6 separate regions of the Homo sapiens genome follow, and all the other regions are linked to region 1. A link is a loop called in an ENCODE intact Hi-C map of the cell type or tissue named here. Cell type or tissue: gastrocnemius medialis. All regions are shown on one strand.

Evidence for each region. Peaks named below come from ENCODE experiments on the same cell type or tissue, not always from the same donor. Only the 100,000 strongest peaks of a DNase experiment are listed, where the experiment ranks them.
Region 2: a loop joins it to region 1, with 20 times the contacts of the local background. A loop is called at or near these places in 96 of 110 quality-filtered maps.
Region 3: a loop joins it to region 1, with 26 times the contacts of the local background. A loop is called at or near these places in 62 of 110 quality-filtered maps.
Region 4: a loop joins it to region 1, with 3 times the contacts of the local background. A loop is called at or near these places in 2 of 110 quality-filtered maps.
Region 5: a loop joins it to region 1, with 6 times the contacts of the local background. A loop is called at or near these places in 4 of 110 quality-filtered maps.
Region 6: it touches region 1 in a loop (10-fold over the local background); 34 of 110 quality-filtered maps call a loop at or near these places.

What each region holds. Positions count from the first base shown.
Region 1 is chr2:97,804,654-97,808,653 of GRCh38, forward strand. It overlaps TMEM131 (transmembrane protein 131), which reads right to left. Exons shown (of 41, transcript NM_015348.2): 20 at 898-1,050; 21 at 723-798; 22 at 435-552. Among named protein-coding and RNA genes, the nearest start is that of ZAP70, 93 kb to the left of the region's middle. In gastrocnemius medialis, a CTCF peak has its summit at 2,247 (motif pointing right); a DNase peak (open chromatin) is centred at 2,278; H3K27ac peaks cover 1,001 bases.
Region 2 is chr2:98,383,214-98,387,213 of GRCh38, forward strand. CNGA3 (cyclic nucleotide gated channel subunit alpha 3) reads left to right here. Exons shown (of 8, transcript NM_001298.3): 5 at 175-228. Among named protein-coding and RNA genes, the nearest start is that of CNGA3, 39 kb to the left of the region's middle. RefSeq lists enhancers at 171-748, 749-1,324. In gastrocnemius medialis, a CTCF peak has its summit at 2,066 (motif pointing left); a DNase peak (open chromatin) is centred at 2,038.
Region 3 is chr2:98,267,459-98,271,458 of GRCh38, forward strand. VWA3B (von Willebrand factor A domain containing 3B) reads left to right here. Exons shown (of 28, transcript NM_144992.5): 22 at 3,224-3,425. Among named protein-coding and RNA genes, the nearest start is that of CNGA3, 77 kb to the right of the region's middle. In gastrocnemius medialis, a CTCF peak has its summit at 1,910 (motif pointing left); no DNase peak of the experiment used is centred here.
Region 4 is chr2:98,034,685-98,038,684 of GRCh38, forward strand. No RefSeq gene overlaps it. Among named protein-coding and RNA genes, the nearest start is that of TMEM131, 41 kb to the left of the region's middle. In gastrocnemius medialis, no CTCF peak of the experiment used is centred here; a DNase peak (open chromatin) is centred at 2,117; H3K4me3 peaks cover 457 bases; H3K27ac peaks cover 1,886 bases.
Region 5 is chr2:98,009,085-98,013,084 of GRCh38, forward strand. No RefSeq gene overlaps it. Among named protein-coding and RNA genes, the nearest start is that of TMEM131, 15 kb to the left of the region's middle. RefSeq lists an enhancer at 3,488-3,947. In gastrocnemius medialis, no CTCF peak of the experiment used is centred here; DNase peaks (open chromatin) are centred at 1,517 and 2,057; H3K27ac peaks cover 3,096 bases.
Region 6 is chr2:98,186,599-98,190,598 of GRCh38, forward strand. VWA3B (von Willebrand factor A domain containing 3B) reads left to right here. Exons shown (of 28, transcript NM_144992.5): 10 at 1,377-1,531. Among named protein-coding and RNA genes, the nearest start is that of VWA3B, 100 kb to the left of the region's middle. In gastrocnemius medialis, no CTCF peak of the experiment used is centred here; no DNase peak of the experiment used is centred here.

The sequences.
Region 1 (4,000 bases):
ATTCTTTTCACAATAAGAAAACAGACACTCTGGTCTTGTACCAAGTGCCTAGGTGGGGGTAAACCTAGAAAATGTTTCCCTTGCCTTTAACAGACATCAGTGGTAGGTAAAAAACTTTCTTTCCTATGCAAATGGATGAGTCTAAGGTGAATACTGTCGTCATCCTACATAAGAACAACTTCAAATATTTTCTTGGAGTGTAAGAAATATCTAAAGCACCACAGAAAAGAGAAAAATGACAGTATGTATATTTCCAAGCAACATACAGTTAAAATGGCAATTTAAGATGCCTCACTAATAACTTTCTGAAAATTAGGCATTCTTTCTTAGCTATAAAGCAAAATAATCTAACATAAGAATATAATTTAGAAAGCATTATGTTTCAATAGTCATCTTGTAAAGATGGCTAAAATAAATAAACATAAACCACTCACCTATGACCTGAATTTTCCTTTATTCCTGTCCATCCCTTGAACAGGCTTTGATGCAAATCCCAGTCAGCATCCCACATATCTTCCTGCATGGCTACACCAGGCTGCACTTTGGGTTCAGCTAAAACAAGGAAACATACTTAACCTGCATCTATACTCACTTGTCAATTTTCCTTCAAATAATTTCTATAGTAACAAAAGACAGCAATGTACTTTAAAAGTGGCGGCCTCTTACTAAAAGAGTATTTTGGGGGAAGTGAAGACATGAGAGAGAACAGCAAGGTCACTTACATTTGGATAGAAAAGGCAAGCCAACATAGCAATGATCCCCACACTGTAGTCCAGGATCAAAATAAATGTTTGCAATCTATAAAGAGGCACAGGAGAACCATGAATCCCAAATCCACAGGAGGTCATAAAACAAAATGTTAACCAATGGGAATTCTCAAATATAATATCTTCAAACCTTTGATTTTTTTCCTGGCTCCAAGTCTTCCTTATTGCCCCGTAATCGTTTATAGTAAAATCGCACATCTTCTGACAAAGATCGTATTTGCTGTATTTTTACCTTCTGTGAGAAGGAATTCATAATATTTAAACTTTGATGAACTATTTTCCCCTGAAGGAAGAAAGCAAAGAACAAACTCATTTGTATATGGTTAAATTTTCTTAAGATCACAAGTTTCAGAGTAGACAAGCATACTTCTAGGAAACCAAAGCCCAAAAGACATCTTAGAATGTTCATCAATTGATAATCTTTAAATTGTAATCAACAGCCAAAAAACCTCACCAAAAAACTTTTTTTTCTTGCTGTGGCATGTTACAGAAAAATCAGGAGGACAAATCTTTGCAATCTTGTGACAACTGATTGACGTTAACATTCACACTTTCATGTTAAGATACTGAGGATGCCAACAAAGGTACAAACAGAGATAGCTTTAGATAAAGGGAATGGTTACTTTCAGTTTGGTAAGCAAGGTTTGTTTACACCCAGGCAAGAATGCCCTGAAATCACTGAATTCTAAAATCTAAAGCCAAAGGGGACAAAATCACAATTTTTTTTAAAAGAAAGTCTCTTCATTAGGAAAAATATATGTCATTTGTATCAAAGAGAAATTACACATCTTTTGAAATTATGGGTTGTCAAGTATCTTATTAAAACAGTACACAAGCTGGGCACAGTGGCTCATGCCTGTAATCCCAGCACTTTGGGAGGCTAAGGTGGGTGGATCACTTGAGGCCAGGAGTTCGAGACCAGCCAGGCCAACATGGTGAAACCCTGTTCCTGCTAAAAATACACACGAAAAATTAGCAGGCATGGTGGCACACACCTGTAGTCCCAGCTACTGGGGAGGCTGAGGCAGGAGAATCACTTGAACTCGGGAAGCGGAGGCTGCAGTGAGCCGAGATCGTACCACGGCACTCCAGCCTGGGTGACAGAGTGAGACTCCATCTCAAACAAACAAACAAACAAAAACCCCAGCACACAAATAAAACTGTTAAATAACCAGCAATTGCTCTTACCAGTCACAAGCTTCTGTCTGTGACAGGGTACCAAATTTTAAATTAAAAAATTAAATAATTTACGTAATCCTCCAGAAGAATATTACAATCTTTCTTTTGGCTGAATACAAAATTTTACTTTTTGTAGATTCCTACTCATTTGAAGAGGTCTCTGAAATGATTAAACCCACTTTTTAAATATTTGGAATAAAAAATACAGAAGTGAAGAGCGTGCACAGGAAAAAGGGCGCAATGACTGTGACACTGAGGCCAGCGCTCCTCATTTACAGCCCAGTGAGGCTAAAACACCCGACAGCCAGCAGAGGGCGGGCATGCAGCTGCAATGCCGACAGGAGCCCTCGGGCAGTCACCGCACTTGGCGTACTTGAAATAACTACTTCCCTCGTGCCTTGTCTCTTGGGGGTGTGGGGGATCAAAAGAGCTCACAGATATAAATGCTGCTCTCACAATTCTATTCAAATATTAAGCTATGAGTTACATGAAATGTTTATTCTGAGGTATTGTTTCCAGTAAGCTCTAGTATTCTCCATCTGATAAAGAGATTGACAGGATTTGGTAATATAGAGGTAATTTAGAATTCCAAGCAAGTATCTGGTCCTGTAAGCCTCCTAGAGATATCTGAAAGCTTAATCTGAAGCAGTTCAAAACCAACCCCTCTAAATCTCATGCTGAAATGTGATCCCCAGTGTTGGAGGTGGGGCCCTATGGAAGGTGTCTGGGCCACAGGGGTGGATCCCTCATGAATGGCTTGGTGCGTTCTGACCTCGTAGTAATGAGTTCTCATGCCATTAGTTCACACAACCACTGGTTGTTAAAAAAGAGCCTGGCACCTCCCTCTCTTCTCTCTTGCCATGTGATCTTTGCACATGCCAGCTCCTCTTTGCCTTCCAATATGAGTGGAAGCAGCCTAAGGCCCTCACCAATGCAGACACTGGGGCCATGCTTCCTGCACAGTCTCCAGAACTGTGAACCAAATACACCTCTTTTTTAAAAATAAATCACCCAGCCTCAGGGATTCCTTTATAGCAACACAAATGGATCCAGACCAACATCTTGTTTTTATACACATGCTTTCTCATTTATTCCACTCATGGGGCTTTTCACTGTGTCATCTGCTGTCTTCTGAACTGAACTTTTCCCTGCCAGAGTTTACGCAGAGATTAAGGACATCATTGATTGAGAAGGTAATGGAAGGAAGAAACATGGCTCTTTTGGATAAATAACGAAGAGTTTAGTATAGTCAGTACAAAGTGGAATGACAGGAAGATGAGGATTTAATTAAGACCCAAACTTAAATGTGATGAAACTAGTAATTCAAAGTTTGTATTTTTAAGGAGTTAAATATTGAATTCAGGTTTTACTGTAAGGGTTGAGTATCCCTTATTTAAAATGCTTGGGGCCAGAAGTGTTTTAGATTTTTTTTTTGGAATATTTACATATATATAATGAGATATCTTGGGGACAGAACCCAAGTCTAAACATGAAATTCATTTATGTTTCATATACATTTATATGCATAGCCTGAAGGTAATTTTATACAACATTTAAAATAATTTTGTGCATGAAGCAAAGTTTTGACTGGAACCTGTTACAAGAGGTCAGGTGTAGAATTTTCCACTTGTGGTCTCAAAATGTTTCAGATTTGGGAACATTTTGGATTTCAGATTTTTGGGTTAGGGATGCTCAACTTGCATACAGCATTAAGATTTTGCAATGTCTTGTTTCTCTTAACCCACTACTGTCTCCTACCACTAGGATGTGAGACACTTTTACATCTGCCCTGGTATTCCTGAATGGACTGCACCATCTTCTTGCAAAAGGCAGCATCTTCTCCTGGTTTTCTCATTTGTTTTGTCTTTGTTCTCCAGGCTCAAACTCTAAGCCATATTCCTGCCTCCTCTACCCACCCTCCTCCCCATACTTGTTTCAGTTTGTATGACCTCTTTAGGATATAAGCACAGTTCAAATGATTCACCTGCAATGTCTCTTGCCTATGTTCCCTCTCCATCATTTGTTCCTTCATCCATACATTATGTACTAAGTGC
Region 2 (4,000 bases), 580 kb after region 1:
CACAAAGCATTTTGGCCTTGACAATACCACCCCGTATTCTTCAAGCTGTGAGTGCAAAGGCTGGAAGCAGTGGGATAGGGATTGGGGGGTGGGGCATGGTAATCCCCTGGTGAAATGGCCCCAAGGAATGGAAACAGAGTTCAGACCCTTGATGTTCTCTCTACCTTCCCGCAGCGCCTGGCCCCTGGCCAAATGCAACACTAACACCAGCAACAACACGGAGGAGGAGTAAGTACCCACACACCCAGCAGAGCCCTCCCCAAGCCCGGTGCCCTCCACCCCATAGAAGCCCCAGCTTGGCCTCTCTCCTTAGTGCTCCTGCTCCCCACTCCCAGAGCACCAGTAGAATATTTTAGAATCCTGTTCCCTTCGTTGGAATTCCATCCCTGTGGACAGAAGTCGGGGAGGGATGAGATCTGTGTGACTTCTTGGGGAAGTCGTCTGATCTCTTCGCCTCTCATTTTTCTCATCCATAAAGCAAAGGAATTGGATCAGATAAATGCTTTAAGCTTTAGCACTCTATACCACGATATATCTGAGGGTGCAGAACCGGAGTTCCTTGACAGAGCACTGGAGATTCTCCTTAATGATGAAAAGGCATTTTCTTATTCTACAACCTCAGGCTCTTGAGTGCCAGTGAAATGCCCTTGTTTTTGCTGCTGTTGTTATTGTTGTTTGTTTGTTTGTTTTTGAGATGGAGTCTTGCTCTGTCACCCAGGCTGGAGTGCAGTGGCGCCATCTTGACTCGTTGCAAGCTCCGCCTCCCGGGTTCACGCCATTCTCCTGCTTCAGCTTCCCGAGTAGCTGGGACTACAGGCGCCCGCCACCACACCCGGCTAGTTTTTTTGTATTTTTAGTAGAGAGGGGGGGTTTCACCGTGTTAGCCAGGATGGTCTCGACCTCCTGACCTCGTGATCCACCCGCCTCGGCCTCCAAAGTGCTAGGATTACAGGCATGAGCCACTGCGCCTCGCCTGAAGTTCCCGTGTTTTAAGGCCAATTTGGGCCAATTTTGGGGGCGTAATCAGAGCAGTGGAAAAAGGCAATTTAAATATGTCCAGAGAATAGCCTCTTCAAAGGGTGACCTGCTATAATTCCTTTTTCCATCACCAGATACTAAGGTGGCAGATTAGGGACAGCGTGGCACTATTCAGGAGGGGAAGTCTTAGTTGGAGATTAGGGAAAAAATACCTATATCAGTGAGAAATGCCGATTTCTTGACTTCCAACAGACAGAGAAATGTGCCAAGGGTTTTTCTTGTTATTTCTCTCTTTGTTCCTCAGCTAGAACTTTTTTCTATTTTCTCCATGAAGGAAGCATGTCTTTTGTTTGCATAAATTTGGACATCAAATCCAGAGACCCAAATGCCAGCCATAACGAAAAATGAGATGATTTTATCTACAAAGCAATAGCTATAGTGATATGTGTTTGACTTAAAGCCAAACCTGACACTAAACACCCTTGCAGCTGCAGTATCAAGTCTTTCAGGCAGGGAACGGCTCCAGATACTGAAACCATGGACAGAGGTCCTGGGGGTTTCTAGGCATCTTTGTCCTGGGGCTGGGGTGTGGGCAAGGATGTGGGTGGATAGCGTGGGCTGCACCCGGCTCTTCAATCTTTCAATAAATGGGCTCACTTCACTGGTCCACTTTGAAGCCAAGGACCAAGGGACAAAACTGGGAACTATCCCAAAATGAGGACACACACAAAATAATTATTTATGAACACCTTCCCCGACTCTTCACTCCATTTCTGTCATTTTCATATGGTCTCATTTGTCCTGAATAATTTTTCCCTCCCCCATCAAACTGTTCCCAGCCAAAACCAGCAGCATTTTGCAGTTCTGTGTAGGGTTCTTTTGGGGCAGTGCTGGGTGGATTTGGGGATGCAGCCGATGGTGCTGGGTCTTTCCTAGGCTCTCAGCAGTTTGGTACCCAGACAGGCCAAGGCCCGTAATCCAGGGCCACAAATCTTGCACAAGGCAAGCTGAGTCCGGCGTAAACTGCAGGGCAAAGCTCACCCAAAAAGCTTGAGGGCAGCGCCGTCTGCTGGTGACTTGACGTTAAGACTCCAGTGCCTGAAAAGAGACCAGGGTTCACATCACCCTGGAGGACAGAGGAGGGGTAACTTTCCTTGCTCTTTTCATTTAATGATTTTAATAACCTTTTATTCTAATTCACTTTATTGAAATACTCTTGCTGAAAACTTGGAAAACAAGAAAAGCACACAGGGGCATACACACACAAAAACTGCACTTCATGCTAACCATGGAATTCCACTATCAGAGATAGCCCCACTTAACATGTTGACAAATATACTTCCAACTTCTTCCTAGGCATATATATTGAATACTTAGATTGATACAATATATTTTATATATACATATACTTGTTAAGAGCATCTGTTTCCCAACTCAGTTGCCTCAGAGCTTTGTGACCTTGGACAAGTGTATTAGTCCATTCTCACATTGCTAGAAAGAAATGCCTGAGACTCGGTAATTTATCAGAAAAGTGGTTTAATTGGCTTGAGGTACTGCAAGCTATACAGGAAGCATAGCAGCTTCTGCTTCTGGGGAGGCCTCAGGAAGCTTTCAATCATGGTGGAAGGCAAAGGGGGAGCAAGGAGTCTCAAACGGCAGGAGCAGGAGGAAGGTGGGGTAGGTGCCGTAAACAACCAGATCTCAAGAAAACTCACTCACTGTCTCAAGCAAAGCACCAAGGAATTGGTGCCAAACCATGAGAAATCCACCACCATGACAGGGACACAGATTCAAACCACATAAGCTGGTTACCTAACTTCTCTGTGTATCTGTTTCCTGGCTTATAAAATAAGGATTGTAATAGGGTCTTATTACATGGTGGGAGTGAAGACTGAATGTGTTACTCTGTGAAAAGTGCTCAGAACAGTGCCTGGTACATAGTAAGTGCTCAATAAATATTGACTTGTGTGGTAGGCAGAACAATCTCCCCCAAAAGATGTCTACCATCCTAATCCTTAGAACCTGTAAACAGGTTACCTCATATGGCAAAGGGAACTTCGTAAATGTGATTACATTCAAGGTCCTTGAGATAGGTAATGATTTGACTTGGCTGTGTCCCCACCCAAATCTCATCTTGAATTGTAGCTCCTCTAATTCCCATGTGTCGGGACAGATCTGGTGGGAGGTAATTGAATCATGGGGGTGGGTCTTTCCCATGCTGTGAATAAGTCTCACGAGATCTGATGGTTTTGTAAAGGGGAGTTCCCCTGCACAGACTCTTTGCGTGCCGCCACGTAAGATGTGACTTTGCTCCTCATCTGCCTTCCACCATGATTGCGAGGCCTCCCAAGCCATGTGGAACTGAGTCCATTAAACCTCTTTCCTTTATAAATTACCCACCCTCGGGTATGCCTTTATTAGCAGCATGAGAACAGACTAATACAGGTAGGTTATCCTGGATTATCAGGGTGGGCCCACTGTAATCACATGAGTCCTTAAAAGCAGAAGAGTGGGTCAGAGAAAGTAAATGGAAGAAGAAGAGAGTCACAGTGTGAGGGGGACTCGACCCATCACTGCTGGCTTTGAAGATGTAGGAAGGGGACCTGAGCTAAGGAAGCCACAGCCTCGAAAGGTGCAGCCAGCAGGGAAACAGGGATCTCAGCCCCACAATCGCAAGAAGCTGGATTCTGCGTAAGATCCAAACGAGCAGGAATCAGAGCCCCGCCTAGAGACTCTGGGGGATGGCAGCCCTGTCAACACCTTGATTTTAGTCTGGTGAGATCCACAGTAGACTTCTGACCTACAGATCTGCAAGATAATACATTTATGTTGTATAAGTTTGCAGTAATTTGTTCCGGCAGAAATAGAAAACTGATCCAGCTATTACGGTAAACTCTTTTGTAGTCTGCTTCTTAACTTAGCAAAATATTAGGAACCGTTTTCCCACGTCACTAGCTCTTCTGAAACAGCGTTTTAAGTGGCCATGTAGAATTCACCGTTGAGGATGAGCCTGCATGGTCGT
Region 3 (4,000 bases), 460 kb after region 1:
AAGGCAGAAATAAAGATGTTCTTTGAAACCAACGAGAACAAAGACACAACATACCAGAATCTCTGGGACGCATTCATAGCAGTGTGTAGAGGGAAATTTATAGCACTAAATGCCCACAAGAGAGAGCAGGAAAGATCCAAAATTGACACCCTAACATCACAATTAAAAGAACTAGAAAAGCAAGAGCAAACACATTCAAAAGCTAGCAGAAGGCAAGAAATAACTAAAATCAGAGCAGAACTGAAGGAAATAGAGACACAAAAAACCCTTCAAAAAATTAATGGATCCAGGAGCTGGTTTTTTGAAAGGATCAATAAAATTGATAGACTACTAGCAAGACTAATAAAGAAAAAAAGAGAGAAGAATCAAATAGATGCAATAAAAAATGGTAAGGGGGATATCACCACCAATCCCACAGAAATACAAACTACCATCAGAGAATACTACAAACACCTCTACGCAAATAAACTAGAAAATCTAGAAGAAATGGATAAATTCCTAGACACATACACTCTCCCAAGACTAAACCAGGAAGAAATTGAATCTCTGAGTAGACCAATAACAGGATCTGAAATTGTGGCAATAATCAATAGCTTACCAACCAAAAAGAGTCCAGGACCAGATGGATTCACAGCCGAATTCTACCAGAGGTACAAGGAGGAACTGGTACCATTCCTTCTGAAACTATTCCAATCAATAGAAAAAGAGGGAATCCTCCCTAACTCATTTTATGAGGCCAGCATCATTCTGATACCAAAGCCAGGCAGAGACACAACAAAAAAAGAGAATTTTAGACCAATATCCTTGATGAACATTGATGCAAAAATCCTCAATAAAATACTGGCAAAATGAATCCAGCAGCACATCAAAAAGCTTATCCACCATGATCAAGTGGGCTTCAACCCTGGGATGCAAGGCTGGTTCAATATATGCAAATCAATAAAATCTATTCTTTAAGTTCACTGATTCTTTCTTCTGCTTAATCACATCTGCTGTTGAACCCCTCTAGTGAATTTTTCAATTCACTTATTGTATTCTTCAGCTCTAGAATTTCTATTTGGTTCTTTTTTATAGTTTCTGTCTCTTTGTTGATATTCTCATTTTGTTCATGCATCACTTTTCTGAGTTGTATTTGTTGTCTCTGTTTTCTTTTAGCTCATTGAGCATCATTAACATTGTTGTTTTGAATTATTTTTCAGGTAATTAATATATCTCCATTCCTTTTTTTTTTTTTGCTTTGTAATTAGTATATTAAGGAGACTATATATTTCAAGAATTGCTTAAATTCTGATACCCAGATTTAAGCATGTGAACATATGAGACTCTTAAACATACAATTAAAGCTATTCATCATAATTTGCTATACTACCAACATTACTTTGGAGCGTAAGTCAAATGGTTTAAAGTAATCCTGTAACATACCTAAAGAACACCTTCCTATATTATGCATGCAAATTCTCCACGTAAAGGTCTTTTCACTTTAATTTCTATGTTACCCAGCTCTGAAGTCACTACTCAGGCTTATCATGGTCCACAGACAAGAAGGGGGGCAAATGACCAGGACTGGTCAAGAATATATCTCCATTTCTTTGGGACCAATTTCTAAAGATTTATTTTGCTCATTTGATTGGGCCATTTCCTCATATCTTTGTGTGCTTTTCCCTACATTTTTTATGCCTTATGATATTTAGTTGATAATATGACATTTGAAAAAACAGCTATCTCATCCGATTTTCACAAACTGGCCTCTTACAGGTGAAGGGCTTCACCAATTATCCCAGCTAGAGATTTGGGGGACTCTCTGAAACCTTTTCTGGGGATGTGTCTTCTCTGGGCTTGTGTGTGTAATTTCCCAGTGAAAAAGATTTGCCCGTTTCTTTCAGGAGCCTGTAATATCTTGTTCCCCCTGGTGTCTCTCTGAAGTACTGCAGTATCTCCAATGCTGTAACAAGCTGTGACACTCATTTCTGTTCTCAGAGGTCCCAACCTGACCTGCAAAATATGCCACTGTTCTCATCAGCATTCTGAATCAGGCAAGACGGAAACCTATTTCTTCAGAAGTCCCCCAAAACACAAGAATTTTGAATGTGCATTCCACTCTCTTCTCCAAAGGAGGAGCCAGGATTGGGGAGCTTTCTTCCAATTGCATCACATTGTTTTGGGGAGGAGGGGAGGTTAGGGCAGGCAAAATGCAACAAGCTTTCTTACTCTCCTTCATGCAGCTTTTCTTGGGTTTGTACTTGTCTGAGGTGCCACAACCTCTTCATTTGTTTCTGGAATTCTCGCAAAGGCGATTTGGTTCATATATTGTTAAGTCAGTGTCTCTGTAGGGGAATGAGGGCCTGGGTTTTTATTCCACCATCTTGCTGACATCATTCCAATAAGAATGTTTTGCTGTCTTCTGGGTACGAGTTTGTTTGTGGATGGAGTCCTGTGATTGTGCTGAGTTTAGACTGTTCTCTTCCAAAATCCAACATCTAAATAAATAAGTGATGCTTTCAGCAATAAGAGTGATAATCATGAATTGTTTTCTTTCTCCCTACCCATTCCATTCTAGCAGTGTCTGACTCAGAAGCAGCTCAGACTGGAAACAGAATCCAGGACCTGGGCCATCACACCACACTAGCTTCCCCTGGAGTCCCACCGCCTGCTTATCAGCCATAGAAAGTTTGGCTTCTGTTCTTTATGTATCAAAACAGCAAAGCCAAATAGTTTAGACTTATTTAGGCTTGCAAAGAGGAAAGAAGATAAAAATAGCTAAAATGAGCTAGTATAAGAATTACTGCACTGAGGCAAATATTTGGGTTTGTTTTGCTTTGCTTTGTTTTTCAGAGTCACTGCTAGGCATACTTGTGTGAAATCTCTTTGAAGCCCATGTTTGGTTCTGCCAGATGTCAGGCTCCAAATACGGAGAAAAAAAAATGCTGAAAATTTTATGTGTATCATACTTCTTTAAAATCAGATAACCTAATGAGGTAATAGGGAAAAGTGCCTACCATAATTCACAGAGATGGTTATTTCTAACCTTTGCAAGCTACCAAAGTCCTGATAGAGCAGAGGGCATGGCTATGATGCTGTCATCTGACACCTGACACTAGCTTCAACAGATGTTTCTCAGGGGAGAATTTCTTAGGAAACCATCTTACCATATTTTTTTATTATAGTCATTTTCTTTGCTTTTTGTTTCTTCCTCTGTTTGTTTGTTTGTTTCTTTGTTTTTTAGGTTAGATGCAAACAAACCAATACAGTACTTGGAAAACAAAACAGTTTTAAACCAGGCTTTAGAACGGTTGAATTGGCCCATTTCACTGAAAGAGCTGTCGATGCTGGAAAGTGAAATCCTAGCTGGGAAAATGTACATCCAGCAGGCCATGGAACTCCAGGAGGCTGCCAAGAAGAATTATGCAAACAAGGCCCCGGGAGAGGTGGGTGCCCTGGAGGTCTCTGTCTTTCCTCCCTCTCTGCCTATCCCAAGTCATTGCCATTCCTACATTGGCTTCCTTCTCTGTCTCCCACTCCCCGCCACACTGATTTCTAAAAGTGTTAGAGCCAATCCAGTTAAGGTCTCAGTACTTTTTTTCATCATAAAGGAAATGCCATTCGATTGTACTATGGACTTATTTTTAAAACAATACGTCTTTTAATTGAAAAAAAAAAGCTAAATAGAAGTATAATGTAGTGATTAAAAGCCTGGACTTTCACAGGAGCCAGACCAAGAACTAGCCGCAGATCTACCATCTAACCTGTGTGTGATTTTGGTTACTCAGTCTCTTTAAACCTCAGTTTTCTTACTTGTAAAATAAGAGTATTAATAGTATCCATCTCATAGGGTTGTTATAAAGAGAAATGAACATGTGAAGTGCTTAGTATTGAAAGCTCCCCATAAGTGTTAGCAATTTTTTTTAATAATCATTAATAAGGCAAACCTTCTAGAAAGAAAAATAATTTATAATCCGGTTGCCTTATTGCTACCACTTGGGAGCCTTTCCTTTTAGTTTTT
Region 4 (4,000 bases), 230 kb after region 1:
CAGCCCTGAGCTTACAAAATGAGGGGTTTATAGTGGGGAGGGGAGTTTGGGGGAGTCCTTTGGCATGGCCGCATCCCGGGGTTGTTTGCTGGTTAATTTTACCACATACTGCCTTGTGACGTTTATGGTAGAATTTACAGGAGGGTGTAGGTAAAGTTGGTTTATGCTTCCCACAACCTCCCACTGTGCGGTCCGATGGCTTGTAATTGGGGTTTGCTTATCGCAGCAAGGCCTGGTAGGTGAAGTCTGCTGGCTTCACCACGGCACCTAGATAAGGGCTTAGAAGTGTAACGGGGCTCAGGGGGAAGGGTGGGCGGCACGAAGGGTTGCAGAGCATAAGCGGGAGGAGTGGGCAGCACGGAGAGGTTTGGGGGAAGTGTCGGCAGTACCAAGAAGCTTTTTTGGGGCAGTTCGTCCCTAACAGAAATATTCTGCCTTTCCTAAGGAATTACTCACCTGGTTTGTAAACTTTACATATGTGATATCTTTGGGTAAGTTTTTTAGTTTAAAATACTTCTATCTTAGCCTGTTTATTTCTCTCTAACCTAAGTCCTTTCTTGCTGTCTTTTTTTTTTTTTTTTAGTTTAGCAAGGGTAATTTTAGAAAACGATTTCTAAATTAGAAGTAAAATTCTTAACAATAACTTAATAATAACTTTTTATTTATTTGAGACGAAATCTCGCTCTTGTTGCCCAGGCTGGAGTGCAATGGCGTGATCTCGGCTCACCACAACCTCCGCCTCCCGGGTTCAAGCAATTCCCCTGCCTCAGCCTCCCAAGTAGCTGGGATTACAGGCATGCACCACCACGCCTGGGTAATTTTGTATTTTTAGTAGAGACGGGGTTTCTCCATGTTGGTCAAGCTGGTCTCGGACTCCCGACCTCACGTGATCTGCCCGCCTCAGCCTCCCAAAATGCTGGGATTACAGACATGAGCCACCGTGCCTGGCAACAATAACTTCTTAAGTTTGGATCCTCTTTCAAACTCATCATTAAGAAAAACATTTTCAACCAAAAGCCTTAGACTATTGAAGCAAAGTTGTTTCCTAATTTGGAAAACTTGTTCTTGGAATAGAGAAGCCTTTTTCACATTGGAGAACTCACCAACACGAATTGTTTTGTTTTTAAAGGGGAGCACAAGATGCATCTCAAAAACATTATGCTGGCTAAAAGAAGCCAGACACAAAAGAGTATATTTATATGAAATTCTAGAAGAGTCTAAACTAATCTATAGTGACAAAAAGCAGATCAGTGGTGGCCTGTGGCTGGGATAAGGGAGAGGGCTGACTGCAGAGAGGCTAGAGGGAACTTGCTGGGGGAATGAAATGTTCTATATCACGATCGTGCCAGTGGATACATAGATGTCTACGTTTTCCAAAACTTATCAAAGTGCACATTTAATTCTATGTAAATTACACATCAGTAAAATTTAAAAGCAAGAACATAAATGCAACCTGGAGCTAGGATCTGACTAGACAGGAATTTTGAAAGAAATGAAAGTATATATATGTGTGTGTGTGTGTGTATATATATATATATATATATATATATGTATGTATATAAAATATATCCTCTTTCTGTTTTTCTTTAAAGAGTTTTATTGAAGTATAATTTATGTACCATAACACTCGCCTGTTTTAAGTGTACAATTCAATAGCGTAGTAAATGTATGGAGCTGTGCAACCACCATCATAATCCAATTTTATAGTGTTTCCATCACCCCAATAAAATCTTTCATGACCATTGGCTGTCAGTCCCCATTGGGCTAAGCAAGCACTTTTAATAGGCTGAGCTCATGTGCCAGGGAGCCTGTGCAAGACTCCAGCCTCCGTGGGCTCGGCTTTCTTTGGAGCAGCTTCAAGCACCGTCCCTCAGGGGCCCCACACAGGCAGGCTCTTCACCTGCTTGCAGTCACAGGTGTGATCTCTACTCTGTTCCTTGGGTCCCCAATGCACAGGGCATGAGGAAGACTGTGGCTGTCCTTTGGGGGCATCCTGCTGCTCTCTGCACCCAGCACTGTCCAGTCACAGGGCAGCAGAACCTCTCAGTCCCTGCTGTCCCAGCTCCAGGCCACCTGCTTCCCTTCTGTGACCAGGTTGCTACTGGACAGGGCTCAAGTGCACAGCCTCTTCTCCTGCCAGCTGCCTGAGAGCAGGCCCAGGAGGAGCCTGTCCTGCCTGTCAGCTGTTGCCTGGAGCAGTGACAAGCGCTGGGCTGAATCTCCCCGCAGCAACACGGTAGGTAGAGAGAACACACGCATGCTCGCAGTAGACTTGGAACAAAACTTAGCCCCACTTTAGGCAATAATTGTGTTTAATCTAAAAAGGCTGACACATACCCAGAAACAAGTGGTAAAGCTGCAACCTTAATCTTCGGAAGTCAACGGCAACCAGCTGGCAGGAAGGTGGAGGACAGATGAGTCTCCCCTTCCACACTCCCATTGAATAGTAAAATTAAGGGAAAAGCTCACGACTGACTTTTTAAGTACATCCCTGGGATTCTACTGGTAGAATTTAGAAATGAACAAAATAATCATAATTTACTTATACATAGACTATCACAATCTAAGAGTATGTGTAAGGAGGATGAGTTCCGTTGCAGGAGAGGGTTAGCTCTTGCTCTTTTAAGGGAGCTGATAACTGGTTTGCTCAGAGTTCTGAGCTATGGACCAGCTGTGAAGACTGGTCCGTCTTTTGAGAGCAGTGTGACAGGCTGAGTGTCCCTGGAGAGCTACTTTTAGTATTAAAAATAGGTTTTAAAAATCTGGAATGTTGGGGCTGTGTTAAGTCAGCCAACAAGCAGCTCATGGGCTTCTGGGCACATTCATGTTGCTTTTCTAGACAGTATAATAGGTCACTGCTATCAAGGCTGGTTATATAATTTTCAAGGACCAGTGCAAGATAAAAGCATGGATCTACATGCTTATAAAGAAGGAAAAAGGCTTGTTTCCTTTCCTTTGCAGTCTCTCTTTTTCTTTCTTGACCTGATAAGGCATTTTTAAAATTTGCTATTTAATATGCTCTTTTGGTCATGGTGGCATGCCCAGGCCCCCAGCAGGAGTGGAGGGCAGTGGCAGCTGCTGGTTGAGGGTAAGGAGTGGGCAACTGAGCCCAGAAAGGCTGGGAGGCAGCAGGAGTGGGACCGCATGTGAGCTGAGGCTCCAAGCCCCCCTGGAGCATGTTGCATTGGCCTTCACTAATAGAGCATAGATTCAAAGATCAAATTATTAGGAATTTCAACATGCCAGTTGCAAAGCACCAAACCCCAGGAGAGGCCCCCTGCTTAGCATGTGGTCCTGGGTGGCTGGCTCGTTGCAGGCTTAGGCAGCTGGCCCTGATGGCTATTTCTGTTTTATCATTTCTATGGAACCTCCTGCTGGCAGGATTTGAACCCAAATGGGCCAGGAGCCCCTGGGATGGCCAGCAAGTGTAAGCCTCTGAAAAGAAGTTGGCTTGATGCCAGCTCTCCTACTTGCTCCTTGGAAAACTAACTTAATCTTTATGAGTTTAACCCTCCTGTCTATAAAATGGACATGTAAATAGCTGCTTTTCAGAGATCTTGTGAGCAGCATCAGAGATATTGCTGCAGGCCTGTATGGACTCACTGTCAGTAATAATAATACATTTGATCAAATAACTTTTATGTTTTAACCCAAGAAGTAAGCCAGCTAGAGTTTCAGAAATTTCAGAAATAAGAAGAAAATACATATATTTACATTTATGATTTTATTATTTTTGGGTCTCTGGCATCAAGCCAAATGCCTCAGCACTATTTAGATATAGCGTTTCTCTGCCAGGTCTCCTTCTTCCTTTTCATTTATTTATTTATTTATTTATTTATTTATTTATTTATTTTTGAGACAGAGTCTTGTTCTGTCGCCCAGGCTTGAGTGCAGTGGCACGATCTTGGCTCACTGCAACCTCCACCTCCTGGGTTCAAGTGATTCTCCTGTCTCAGCCTCCTGAATAGCTGGGACTACAGGCGTGCACCACCACACCCAG
Region 5 (4,000 bases), 200 kb after region 1:
ACATTGAGGATTATTTTTTCTAATTTTTTTATTTTTTGAGACAGAGTCTTGCTTATTATTTTATTTTTTGAGACAGAGTCTTGTCGCCCAGGCTGGAGTGCAGTGGCACAATCTAGCCTCACTGCAACCTCTGCCTCCCAGCTCAAGTGATTCTCCTGCCTCAGCCTCCCCAGGAGCTGAGATTACAGGCAGGCGCCACCATACCTGGCTAATTTTTGTATTCTTAATAGAGACGGGGTTGCACCATGTTGGCATGTGCCACCATACCTGGCTAATTTTTGTATTCTTAATAGAGACGGGGTTGCCCACCTCGGCCTCCCAAAGTGCTGGAATTACAGGCGTGAATCACCACACCTGGCCAAGGATTATTTTAAAGCTTTTGCTTCCTGATTACTTTTCTATCTATAGAAGTTTGTATTTTAATGGGGATGTGTGAAAGAAATGCAGATATTTTAGAAGCTGTTTTCTCCCCTTATGTTGAATTGGGATGTTTTATGTGGGCTATATTATGAGAAAGTAAGGATTTAGATAAAATACTCAATACATGCATTTGAAAGCTATTTTAAATTAGATTTATTTTCCTTGTCCATTAAAAAGGTAAAGAGAACATTGCAGAATAATAGAAATTGTTTAATTAAAAAATCTCTTGATTCATAAAAGTTTCACAGCTACTGGCCCTACATCATGGTTAAGGCTTAGGCTCAAGCCTACAACTGCCTGAGTTGCTTTTTGTTTGGTTGGTTTTTAACTTTTTATTTTGAAGTAATTATAGATTCATGCACAGTTGTAAGAAATAAAAACAGAAATCCTGTGAACCCTTCATTCAGTTTCACCCACGGGTAATATCTTGCATACTACTGAACACTACTGAAACCGGGAAATTGACATTGGAACAATCCACAGAGCTTTTTCAGATTCCACCAGCTTTAATACATCCTGTGTGTGTGTGTGTGTGTGTGTGTGTGTATTTAATCCTGTGCAACTGTATCACACATAGATTTCGGTATCACACCACCACCACAATCAAGACCCAGACCTGTTCTATCACCACAGGACTTCTCATCCTACCCTGCTATGGCTTCAGCCACCTCCCTCCCTACCCCTCTGACCTGGAACCCGTTCTCCATTTTGATAATTTCGTAATTTCAAGAATGTTACACAAGAATGTTATGGAATTAGACAGTATGTGACCTCTTAAGATTGGCTTTTTTTTCTCCCTCAGCATAATTCCCCTAAGATTTGCCTGAGGTTTAATACTGACTTCCTGCCTCACTGGCTGTGTGCTTTTGGGCAAGTTATTTAACATCCCTGTCTCAGTTCCATTCAGACACAGGCCCGCCTGACCATGAAGTCTCATTGTCTACCCTCCACACACCTTCTGCTTCTCACTTGCAGTTGAGAGGAGGCCTTCCATAAGCCGTATTGTGTGTCTCTGTGGAATCTTGGAACATGATTGCGACCTTGAACTTCTATTTTTGTTTAGAGATGAGGTCTTGCTCTGTTGCTTGGCCTGGAGTGCAGTGGCACAATCAAAGCTTATTGCAGCCTCGCACTCCTGGGCTCAAGGATCCTCCCACCTCAGCCTTCTGAGTAGCTGGGATTACACGTGCATGCCACCATGCCCTGATAATTTTAAAATTTTTTTGTAGAGATGGGGTCTTGCAATGTTGCCCATGCTGGTCTGGAGCTCCTGGCCTCAAGTGATCCTCCTGCCTTGGCCTCCCAAAGTGTTGGGATGACAGGAGTGAGCCTCTGTGCCTGGGGGAGCATGCATTTCTAAACCTTTCCTCGACATTTTCGGATCAATGCAGTATAAGGAAAAACATGATTGGGAAATACTCTGGATAGTTTTAGGTATTTAGATTTTGTCAGTCTACTCTTTTGATAAGTAATTCAATATATGTTTACAGGAACATTGTTTTGAATGGGAGCCCATTTCTAGTGCTACCAGTTTTTATTTTTGGTCAGCTTCCCTTTCATCAGTGGGGATGCATACCCAGCTGGCAATTACGCCTCTTTTAGAGGTCATTTGATCCAGCCTTACACTGTGACAAGGCTCTGGGTGTACTGCTGAGGGAATAGTTCCCCTACTGTGCCAGTTGGCTGATTATCTGTGGTTATCCTGTGTATAAAGCATTTTTATAAGTTCACAGACCTCTCTGCTCAAATGTCAGGTCAACATAGAGGCCTCCCTGACCACCTCTAAAATAGCATCTGCCTCCTGTCTCTCTTCATTCCTTTTCCCTACTATATTTATCTTCAGAGCACTTGTCACCACTTGACACATTATATATTTATTTGTTTACTGTCTGTCGCTCACCTTCAAAATGTAGTCTTCAGGAGAAAAGGAACTTGTCCTGTTCTCTGCTTTTCTTTCTCTTCTTTCTTTCTTTTTCTTTCTTTCTTTCCTCCTTCCTTCCTTTCTCTTTCTTTTTCTTCTTCCTTCCTTCCTTCCTTCCTTTCTTTCTCTCTCTCTCCTTCCTTCCTTCCTTCTTTCCGTTTCTTTTTTTTTTTTTTGAGACACAGTTTCACTCTTATTGCCCAGGCTGGAGTGCAGTGGCATGATCTTGGCTCACTGCAAGCTCTGCCTCCTGGGTTCAAGCGATTTTCCTGCCTCAGCTTCCTGAGTAGCTGGGATTACAGGCACCCACCACCACACCTGGCTAATTTTTGTACTTTTAGTAGAGACAAGATTTCACCATGTTCCCCAGGCTGGTCTTAAACTCCTGACCTCAGGTGATATGCCTGCCTTGGCCTCCCAAAGTGCTGGGATTACAGGCATGAGCCACCATGCGCAGCCTCCTGCTATTATGTGTGTTGCCTGACGTGTTGCCTGACATGTGCCTGACATTTGTGTTGTCTCTGACATGTGGTGTTTATAGAACGAATGAATGAAATGAGGGAGTGAATGAATAAATTCTCCCACTGCTAATGGAGGGAGGAAGGAGCAATCTATACTTGAAGAAGTAGAAGGAGCAGGAAGGCCAGGCGCGGTGGCTCACGCCTGTAATCCCAGCACTTTGGGAAGCCGAGGTGGGAGGATCACCTAAGGTCGGGAGTTCAAGACCAGCCTGACCAACATGGAGAAACCCCGTCTCTACTAAAAATACAAAATTAGCTGGGGTGGTGGCGCACACCTGTAATCCCATCTACTCAGGAGGCTGAGGCAGGAGAATTGCTTGAACCTGGGAGGCGGAGTTTGCGGTGAGCTGAGATCACGCCACTGCACTCCAGCCTGGGCAACAAGAGCAAAACTCCATCTCAAAAAAAAAAAAAAAAAAAAAAAAAAAAAGAAGGAGCCGGAAGGTACTCAGGGTATGCCAAGATCTCCATTTGAGCCAAAGAGCAGAGTTAAACAAAGCTAACGACCACAGCGACTCTGTGGCGGGGATATATATGTACCAGTCCACAAATGTGCAAGGAAAAACAACTTCATTTTTCTATAAGTCAACTCAGTTTCTATTCTGAGGCTTGACTTTGACAGGATGAGGCACTTAATAGCTTTAGAGTTGTAGTCCTGCCCCACCTTTGCCCAGAGGTGAGGGGTCGGAGTTGAGGTGCGCCCTACCTGTGCTGGGGTGTAGTGTCTAGTTCATCCTCAGATGCTGAGACAGTGCTCCTGCCTCTCCACACAGGCCAGAGAGACCAGCACTCAGTGGCACCCTGAGCCTCGCCCACCAGGATTTTCCTTTCATCAGTTTTTCCTTGCTCACCCACTGGGTGCTATGACAAGAAGGTGCTTTCTCTACAGCTATCTTCTGCTTTTTAGCCATGGCTTCAGTTTCTGTTCTCAATTCCAGGGTAAGTTTCAGTTCTTTATTTTCATCCCTGATGTAAGACCTGATTCTGAGGTCTAATGATTTGGTAATGAAATGAGGTAGTTTTGCTTGGAGACTCCTACACTGCCCTTTTTTCATCATGAATGTTTTAGAACATTTCCTAACTAAGGCATTTCTTATTAGTATTCCTCCTAAACCAAGTACTTTGTTTCACTTAAATG
Region 6 (4,000 bases), 380 kb after region 1:
CCTCTCTTTTCTCACATACACACATCTGATCTCTCGGTGAACGCTGTCGGTTCTGTTTTCAGAACGTGCCTGTCATTCAGGATCTGGCCACTTCTTACCATGGTCTTGGCTGCCCGGGGCCATGCAACTCCATGACCTTCTGGCTCTTTGCTTCTGCCCTTGGTCCTCGGCCGTCCAGTCTGCTTTACAGAGTAACCACTGTAAAGCTGTGAAACCCTAAATCAGACATGTTGCTGCTCTCGTGAAAGCCCTGGGAAGAGTCCTTTTTCACTCAGAGCAAAAGCCAGCTCATTTCCGACAGCTGTCAGGCTTTACGGGACCTGCTCCTGGCCCTCCTCTTCGTGTGTCCCGGCTTCTCTCACTCTCTCTTCCCTCTCTCTCTTTCCTTTGGCAATATTGGCCTTCCTAAAATTCGACAAGCATGCCAGGTGGACTCCCAGCTCAGGCCTTTGCTCTCGCTGCATCCTCTGACCTCCTCCCAGCCTCGCTATGGCCACACTCTGTTCCGCCAGGCCTTCTCTCCTAGCTCACTGTCTCTGGGAGGCTTTCCCTGCGAGGTTCTAACTTGTCCGGTCTCTCCCCTCTTTCTCTGCTCTCTGCTCTTCCTCCTTGCCTTCCTCCACGTGTCATCCTCTGACCTGATGTGTCATGATTTGCTTATTACTGGGCTCCCCTCCTGCACTGTGAGCTCCATGAAGGCAGGGGTTTGGTCATTGTGTGTGTTTGTATTCCTGGTGTCTTAGAAGGTCTCCTAAGAGGAGGAGCGCCGGTTGAGTGCCTGTGGGCCAAGTCATGGAGGTCCACTGAGGAGGGCTCGCTCCGTCTGTCTCAGTGGAGGGCGCTAGATGTGCAGTGGGGTTCTTGGTGGGAAAAGAGGATTCATGAGAATCTCAGTCCTGCCTCCTCCAGAATGGTCTCGCTGGCCGTCTAGTCCACTGTCGCTCTCTCTTCTTTACCAGGACTTTCCAGGTCCTTACTGTCTCAACCCAGTGCCAGGGACTGAGTATCTAATTCTCCACATTGCTATGTCTCTCTCTCTCTCCCTCTCCCTCTCCGTCTCTGTGTCTGTGTGTGTGTGTGTGTGTGTGTGTGTGTGTGTGTGTGTCGGTTGGGGGTGTCTCTATGCTGGAATCATTAGCTTTTCTGGGGCACACATGTGATCTCCTGTATCTTTCTGGCCTATGTTCATGACATCTAGTGCAGGGCTCCATAGGAAGCGGGCAGCGGAACATATTTGGTTGAACTAACAAAGGAATGATTGACGGTAGAGTGGAGTGCTAGGAGCCACTTGAATACGACAGAGCTTAAGGTGCCATCTGGAGGCTCTTCTCTTTGGACAGTTTCTGAGTGGCTTCTGTCCTTTGTCATCTCCTTAGGAGACGAACAAGAAGACAGTCCATGCAAAATATTGCAGCAGGTTTGTCCATGCTCCCTGGAAGGATGGGAGCTTGGTCCACGTCAACATTACCAAAGAGAAGTGCAAGTGGTACAGTGAGAGAATCCACACAGCCCTGGCCCGGATCCGAAGGAGGTTGGTGTTATTTGCAGGAAGTTACAAGTGGTCTCCTCGCTCTGGACATTCTCATCTGCTTGATCTTTTTTCCTCCCTTTTATTTTTAGTTGACACATAATGATTGTACCTATTTATGTGATACAGAGTGATATTTAGGTGTGTGTATACAATGTACAAAGATCAAATCAGGGTAACTCACATATCCATCACCTCAAACACACGTCGTTTCTGTATGTTGTGAACATTCAAAATTCTCTCATTTAGCTTTTTAAAAATATACATAAATTATAGCTGACCATATTGACCCTCCAGAGCTGCAGAATACCAGAGCTTGTTCCTCCTATCTAGCTAAACTTTTGTATTCGCTAACCAACCTCCCTATCCTCTCTCCCTACCTTTCTCAGTCTCTAATACAGTTCTACTCACTACCTCTATCTGCTCAGATATTTTTAGCTCCCACATATGAATGAGAACATGTGGTATTTATCTTTCTGTGTCTGACTTAATTTGCTTAACATAATGTCCTGTAGGCTCATCCATGCTGCTGCGAATGACAGAATTTTATTCTTTTGTATGGTTTAGTAGTACTCCATGGTGTATATATACCAGTAAAAGCTCAACTGAGACAAAGGGCCAACAAAACATTGTTAAGTCAAGGTTGCCATCTGATGGTTTGCTGATAGCCTTGTTAAAAAAAAGGTGGGGGTTGTTTGGATTCAGATCCCAGCTGCCTTGATGCCAGTGCAGTTTATTGAAAACAGCAAGCCAACGTGTGGCTATCACACTGGTCACACCTTGTGGTAGGAGGCTAAGGAATGCTTCTGTTTCATACCTCACATTCTTTTCTAGGCCACACGTGTATTGCCCAATGTGTTATACCTTTCTTCTGTACTCTTTAGCTGCCTCTCACAGATTTTGATATATTGTATTTCATTTTCAATCATTTCAGAATATTTTCTAATTTTCCCCATCATTTCTTCTTTGACTAAAGGGTTATTTAGAAATGTGCTGTTTAGGCTGGGCGCAGTGATTCACGCCTGTAATCCCAGCACCTTGGGAGGCCAAGGGGGTGGATCATGAGGTCAGGAGTTCGAGACCAGCCTGGCCAACATAGTGAAACCCTGTCTCTACTAAAGATTCAAAAAATTAGCTAGGCATGGTGGCGGGCACCTGTAGTCCCAGCCGTTCGGGAGGCTGAGGCAGGAGAATCGCTTGAACCCGGGAGGCGGAGCTTGCAGATCGCACTACTGCACTCCAGCCTAGGTGACAGTGCGATTGTGTTGTTTACTTCCCAAATATTTGTGGATTTTCCTGATAGCTTTTGTTACTGATTTCTGTTTTAATTTCACTGTAAACAGAGAAATACTGTGTGATTCAATTCTTATAATTTTATTGGGACCTGTTTTGTAGTACAGATTTTGGAAAAAAAAAATATGGTTTTGTTGGGTGGAGTATACTACAGGTATCAATTAGCTCAAGTTGGTTGAGAGTGTCATTCAAGTCTTTCATATTATTACTGATTTTCTCTAGTTGTTCTATAAATTATTGAGAAAAGAGTGTTGAAATCTCCAACTGTAGTCTTTAATTCTCATTTCAGTTCTGTTTTTTCTTCATGTATTTTGAGGCTCTATTAATAGTTGCATGTACATTTAAGATTGTTATGTTCTCTCGATGAACCAACTTTTTTGTAATTATGAAATGTCCCTTTTATATGTCTGGTAATATTCCTTGCTCTGAAATTTACTTTGATAGCAGTTTAACCGCCCTACATTATTTTTATTATTCTTTTTTTCTATCATTTCATCTTTACTTGTCTGCATCCTGTATTTAAATGGATTTCTTACAGACACAAGATATATAATTATATATGAGCATTGTTTTATTAATCCAACCTAACAATCTTTGGCTTTTAATTGGAGTGTTAAAATCATTTACATTTAATGTGATTATTGATTTGATTGGATTTAAATCTAAGATTTTGCTATTTGTTTTCTGTTCCCTTTTTACTGGTTTTTTGCCTTCTTTTGTTTGAGTATTTTTTATTATTACATTTTATCTCCACTATTGTCTTATTAGCTCTACCTCTTTGTTGTGTTTTGATGTGTGTGTGTGGCTATTTAGGATTTACAATATTTATCTTATCAGTCACCCTACAAATAATATTATATCACTTCATGTATATTACAGGAATCTTACAACTTTCACTCCCACTTACGCCCTTTCTATTGTTGTGCACTTCTGTGCATGCATTACACAATACATTCTAAACAGTCAATTGTCTTGTAACTAGATTAGAAACTAGAGTAGATGTATTTTATATTTAACCACATACTTGATATCTCTGTTGCTTTTTATTCCTTTGTATGCATCCACATTTCCATTTGGTATCATTTTTTTTCCACCTGAAGAAGTTTCATTCATATTTCTGGTAGTGCAGGTCTATTGGTGATGAATGAGCTGTTTCAGTCTGAAAAACTCTTTAATTTA